2 separate regions of the Homo sapiens genome follow, and region 2 is linked to region 1. The links are chromatin contacts, found by Hi-C in ENCODE. All regions are on one chromosome and are shown on one strand. Each heading gives the region's core, a stretch centred on a gene start or an enhancer-like site at or near the end of the contact. The rest is flanking DNA. Distances are from core to core; before and after follow the strand shown.

The links. A loop is a pair of places that touch in the nucleus more often than their neighbours do. Pooled maps may share reads with other maps.
Region 2: a map of heart left ventricle shows a loop between it and region 1 (2.5-fold over the local background). The contact joins two enhancer-like sites. A Hi-C loop is called at or near these places in 3 of 168 maps with a recorded cell type or tissue (Caco-2, HepG2 and heart left ventricle) and 5 of 50 pooled maps.

Annotation. Positions count from the first base shown.
Region 1 is chr2:17,302,197-17,305,319 of GRCh38, forward strand. No RefSeq gene overlaps it. Among named protein-coding and RNA genes, the nearest start is that of RAD51AP2, 210 kb to the right of the region's middle. Within about 2 kb of position 1,440, at least 2 of the 41 ENCODE cell types and tissues checked have a DNase peak (open chromatin) inside an H3K27ac peak, as active enhancers do.
Region 2 is chr2:17,577,016-17,580,138 of GRCh38, forward strand. All of the region lies in intron 1 of VSNL1 (visinin like 1), which reads left to right. Among named protein-coding and RNA genes, the nearest start is that of VSNL1, 38 kb to the left of the region's middle. RefSeq lists an enhancer at 2,561-3,123. Within about 2 kb of position 1,541, at least 5 of the 41 ENCODE cell types and tissues checked have a DNase peak (open chromatin) inside an H3K27ac peak, as active enhancers do.

The DNA.
Region 1 (3,123 bases), core at 190-2,689:
CACTGCCACACAGATTTGAGTCCCTTTAAGCTGTGACACCAAAGGAAAAACTTGTATGGAAGTTATAAGCAGTTGTCCTAACAGGCTTCTTTAGGTCAGTGGAAGCTTCTCACTGAGTTTCTAGCCCTTGTTCTTTGCTGATGCTATTGCCTGTTTTCCAGGCAGATAGGCTAATTTCTGAAGCCTAACACAAGGGCAAAGTACCCACTGTGCAGCCAGAACGACTAGCCTCCCCCTCCTCATGATTAGCCTCAAGGAGCTGCTATGCATTCTGCAGCTGCATTTCCAGGATGCAGGCCAGAAGGGCTGACAGCCACTTAAAGAAACCTCAGCATGGCCAAATGGGAGGTCCTCTCATTCACTATGTGTAGATTAGTTACACCTAGTGATATTTGGGCTAGAACTTTTTGTTTTCATTTTCAGAGGTAAAAATCACCTGATTATCAAAAATATACATGTAGCATTTTAAACAGTAGTCTAATAATAGTTGACGCATCACACAGAAGACATTAGATATAGATTATGTTCTGGAATTTTAGTCTAATCATAAGTCCCTATTTCAAAATATTTAGCTGAAAACCTAGGCAAGAGAGTAAGGGTCTATGGGAGGACAAAATGAAAGCAGAGCCTTGATGTCTTAAGCAGTTTCATCGCTAGAAGGGCACATGTTGTTACAATTTTTAGTCACCAATGTAATATTGGCTCATTGAAAAGAAAAGGAGAAAAAAAAAAAAAAGACCAGTGCCTCATCTCTTTATATACAGCTCATCACCTAGAGATTGAGTGTGCCTTAAATGTTGATGCCTCATCATTAGCATAGCCAAACCTAAAGTAGGTGCTTCTTACATGGTCACTGAATTGATTCTCTTTGCTTACTTAAATAGCGAATGACCCAGGACTAGAGGGTGCTTTGCTGTTATTTTTACCTGAGTTTACCGGACTTGACTCAATACAAACCTGTGATCAGCCAGACTACCTGGCTGTGCCCTTCTCCATTGCAATGTATGATCTGACAAAGGGAAAGAATCTATTTTAGGATCTCCCACATCCGCTGTGGTTCTGAGTAATGCCTGAGACTTGCTATCTAGCAATTAAGCAAGAAAATATGAGAAATCATATTTACATTTTCCACACTGTTGAGCTTCCTATACCTAACCTTGAACACTTAATACTATGCTGCATTATGATTCATCGAGGAGCAATGGTTTTATTTATAAAACTAGGAAACAAAGCTTAACTCTAAGATGGCTATCTTAAAAGAGAAAGGAGAATAAAATATGCATTTGAAAATTGTCATTGATGAAAAATGAAAAACAAACTATTTCTGTTATGAAAGTGAGCGTTTCAGATCTCTCTTTTCTTGCTTCCTAAACTTCACCAAAATACAACAATGATCCTAACTTTTTATTTTCATTGGACTCATTCATCTGGGAAACCCTTGACCTAACAGCCACATGCTCAAAGTCTAGCCTCCTTCCAGGTTCAGCTTCCATACCACTTTTTCCATGGAGCCTTCTCTGCCCAGCTCTGCCTTGCCCTCCTTCCTTGTGCTTCTCATCTGCCATTCAGCTTGCCCAGTGTCGGCATACTGCTCCCAATATGTTAGTTTTCTGCCACTATTCATTGACATCTCACATCTTCCCTCCAAACTGAGCACTAATTCAAGGGTTTATTTCTCTGAACTATAGCCCAAAACATTGTAGTCACTCAGTCAGTAGACATTGTTGACATATATTTCACATATTGTGTTTATTGTATTTCACTTATGTATATTTAGGATGCAGCATTTAAAGATATCCAGGCCAGGCACAGTGGCTCATACATGTAATCACAGCACTTTGGGAGGCCAAGGTGGGAGGATAACTTGAAGCCAGAAATTCAAGACTAGCCTGGGCAATAGAGTGAGACCACCACCTCCACAAAATATTAAATAAAAATTTGACTGTGTGTGGTGGCACATACCTGTAGTCCCAGCTACTTGGGGGGCTGAAATGGGAGCATTGCTTGAGCTCAGGAGTTCAAGGCTGCAGTGAGCTGTGGTCGCATCACTGCATTCCAGCCTGAGCAACAGAGTGAAAACTTGTCTCTAAATAAATAGACAAATAAAGATATCCGATTTTCTTTAGAACATAAGGCAGAAGAATGGCTACTCTTATTGAAGGTAATATCCATTTGTTTGTTTGTTTGTTTGTTTGTTTGTTTGTTTTGAGATGGAGTCTTGCTCTGTCGCCCAGGCTGGAGTGCAGTGGCACGATCTCTGCTCACTGCAACCTCCGCCTCCTGGGTTCTAGCAATTCTTCTGCCTGAGCCTCCCAAGTAGCTGGGACTACAGGCACGCACCACCATGCCCGGCTAATTTTTGTACTTTTAGTAGAGATAGAGTTTCACCATATCGGCCAGGCTGGACTCGAACTCCTGACCTCGTGATCTGCCCGCCTCAGCCTCTCAAAGTGCCGGGATTACAGGTGTGAGCCACCACACCCGGCCTGTAATATGGTTTTTAAAGGGTTGCCTGTTTAACTTGGGAAACCTATTTATAATCAAATGTTATTTTATGCATTTATGGTCAGTCGACCCAGAAGAAGACAGGACAGGCATAGACAAGGATGAGCGGGGTATGATAGTGAACTGGTAATTTCGGTAGATGCCATTTTTAAAGCTCTTTTAATGATTAGAGTATGTTCTTTGAGTAAATATGGCTACCTGGTTAAATATTAGCTCTTCACAGGCTAGCAGATGAGAGTGGTGTTTAATTCTTACTTCTCTGCCATTTTCTAAATGATCAAAAATTAAATCTTGATTCTAGTGCAATGATTCTCAACATAGCTTACTTCACTTTAGAATCATCTTGGATGATTTGAAAACGTACAAATTATCACACCCTATCTCCAGAGATTTGTTTTCAATTGATCTGGGCATCAGTATCTGCTAAAAGTTCCCAAGGTGATTTTAATGTGTAAGTAGAATTGAAAACCACTGATATAGTGTTTGATTTATTGATTCCCCACTCCAAGCTGTGCTTATTCTCTGTCCTAAATACTCCAAAGATTAGAAGCAATAATAAGGCCTCCATGTGGCTTCAGAAAATGGGGATTTATTATGTTTCAACAAAAAGATATGGTA
Region 2 (3,123 bases), core at 291-2,790, 270 kb after region 1:
ATAGCCTACTACACACCTGCCTATAGGCTACAAGCCTGTACAGCAGGTTACTGTACTGAGTACTGTAGGCAATTGTAACACAATAGTATTTGTATATTTAAATATATCTAAACATGGAAAATGTACAGTAAAAATATATTATACTTTTATGGGACCACCATCATATATATAGTCCATTGTTGAGTGAACCGTCACTCTGAGGCACATGACATTATATACACATACATAGCTATTAACCTTTTGTCTATATTTTCAGTTTCTGATAGTTTTCTTTGATAGTTTTTGTATTGAACTTTTGATTCCAAATGTTAATGATTTTTTAAAAGATGGCATATGGTATGGTTCTTACTTTTTTTATTGAACTGCTATCAAGAGGTGATTATGTCACTTATAAATTATATTTCCTCTATTTCCCCCTTGTTCTGAAAAGCTTCCTTGATCATATATTAAGTGAGTCTGTATAGCTGGATCTATTTCTAGACTCTCCATTCTGTTATGCTGATCTATATGTCTATTTTTGTGCCCATAAATTCTGCATGTATTTGAGGAGACCTCAAATGTCCTCTCTTGAGTCTTTGTTTCTCCAGGCTAAACATTCCCTGTTCTTTCAATGGCTACCCTTCTATTTAGCATCCAAGTCCTCTCCCATCTGCCCTGGGGACCAGGGGCAGGCAACTGTGAGATAACTGACCAAGCCTCAGGGGACCCCAGAGTTCCCTCACTTGGGGAAAAAAATGTTACATAAAGGCAGCACCCAGGTGAAAAAGGGAGACTGATGAGCTCTTATGTGGAAATAACGGTTTTTGTCACAGAAAAGTACTTTTTTGTTTCTCATCTCTAATCTGACAGAATAGTTTACAATGGCTAAGGGTCTGTCAGGGTTCAAATCCCAACTCTACCATTTTCTTGTTGTGTAACCTTCTCGGTAAGCCTCATTCACCTCAACTGTAATATGACTATATAATGGTATCTACTTCATAAAACGGTTGTAAAGAAGAAGTGAGGTAATCCATGAACACATAGTGAGCACTTGATCATATAAGCTGTTGTTATTACTGCTAAAATATCGGTCATATAGATTTATTATTTTATTTAACATTTTGAGGTAGTTATTAATATACACAATTTAATGTTGAATGAACAGGATAAGAAAAACTCAGTAAATTTCCCTTCCCAGCTAGTAGATGTGCTTCAGCAAGTATCTCACCTTGTTTGTCTAATGAGAAGGCCCGGGTCTTTGCTGTAGACAACACAACTCCACTGTGTGATGGAAGGCACTGATAACTGGCTCTTTGGATTCTGCCATGGTTACTAGGTGAAGCTCTAAATTCTTAGACAAAGGTAAATGTGAGGTTCAAACATAGGATTGTTTTGAGGTTTTCTTTTGGTTTCAACATGGAGGGACATTAGGTTAATGGGGAGACTCAATATGGTTTCATCCTTATTTGCAGATTAGCTGATGTGGAAACATGTCCCTTCAAACTGAGTATCACTTCACATAACTACTCCAAGTGAAAGTGACACAGGCCCAGAAGCATTTGTCATCCCCACAGGGTGCCAGAGGAAGCGGCACTTCCTCTCCTTCAGCACATGCTACCTGTGCTCTCAGAAGGCCCACGGCTGGGAGGGAGGCAGGTGGAGGAGGCCATACAACTTGCCAAGTCAAACACACCGGAAGGTCTAATTTTAGTCCCCCTAGCCTTGGCATTGTCTCTTTCAGCAAAGATATTTTTCATGCACTACAATAAAGTGCTTTGTTCCAGCCTTGCTGGATACTTCACAAAGGCCCAGCAAGGACAGCATAAGCCTAAATCAGAGCTGGAAACACATCAAACACAGGGACCTCACAGAAGAGGGTCAGCATTCCTCTCGTAACCTTTGGTAAATACGTTCTTTCCATCCAGCTTCCAAAACCCTAAGAAGGAACACTTGGTTGTGCTTCTCCTTCTACGCAACTCCTCTTCCTCCAGCTTCTTTTTTGTGAATCTTCTGTTGGCTCCTCATCAACAAGTGTGTTTTCTCCTTCATGCCAGGGATTTGAAAACCTACTCCCTCTTTTTGTCCCTGCCTAACAAAGCCCCCTTCTTTCTTTCTTTCTTTTTTTTTATTTTTTTTTTTGAGACGGAGTCTCGCTCTGTCGCCCAAGCTGGAGTGCAGTGGTGCAATCTTGGCTCACTGCAAGCTCCGCCTCCCGGGTTCATGCCATTCTCCTGCCTCAGCCTCCTGAGTAGCTGGGACTACAGGTGCCCGCCACCACGCCCGGCTAATTTTTTGTGTTTTTAGTAGGGACGGGGTTTCACTGTGTTATCCAGGATAGTGTCGATCTCCTGACCTCGTGATCCGCCCGCCTCGGCCTCCCAAAGTGCTGGGATTACAGGCGTGAGCCACCGCGCCTGGCCACAAAGCCCACTTCTTTCTATATAGTCTAGGTCTTGTTTTCTTTTCTGACATTGCCTGGAAAGTGCACTAGATTAAGAGTGAGAAACAATTTTACAATTTGCAAACTGGCTCCAGGGTTTGTTCTTACAATGACCTGGCAAATTCGTTGAGGCAGAAACTTTCACAGAACTTGTATAGATGAGAAAACTGAAGTGCAAAGAGGACACAGACTTTTGCAAAGGTCACACAGGAAAACACTGGCAAAGCTGAAACTGAAACCTAGCTCTGGTGCTTTAGGAAAGGTGTGGTCCAATGAACTTATCAAAGCACCGAAAACCCACACAGGCATTTGGGAGGGCCCTGGGATGAAAGAATCCTGGAAAAGGACCTCCTGTGGTGCTTTCAGTTAGAGCCACTCCCTTTACAAACAATGAATTAACAGCAGTCTTTTAGGATTCACAGGTAGATCAAAGACCTTTAGTTCTTAGGCTCATTCTATTTAGCTCTGGGTGATGAATATGGAGGAGAAGCTCAGGAGAACCCTGAGGTGACATCTCAGCACCTTGGAGAAGTTGTGATCGGGAGACACAGTGCTGGGAGTCAGAGTCCCTGACCATCAGAATCTGCTATGTCACCAAACCTCTCTGAGGCTCAGTTTTGTCTTCTGTAAGATTGATGCTAACAATGCCAAGGTTTATGTAAGATGTGAGATAGGAGAGAGCTTTGTAAATGCTAAAGCACTAT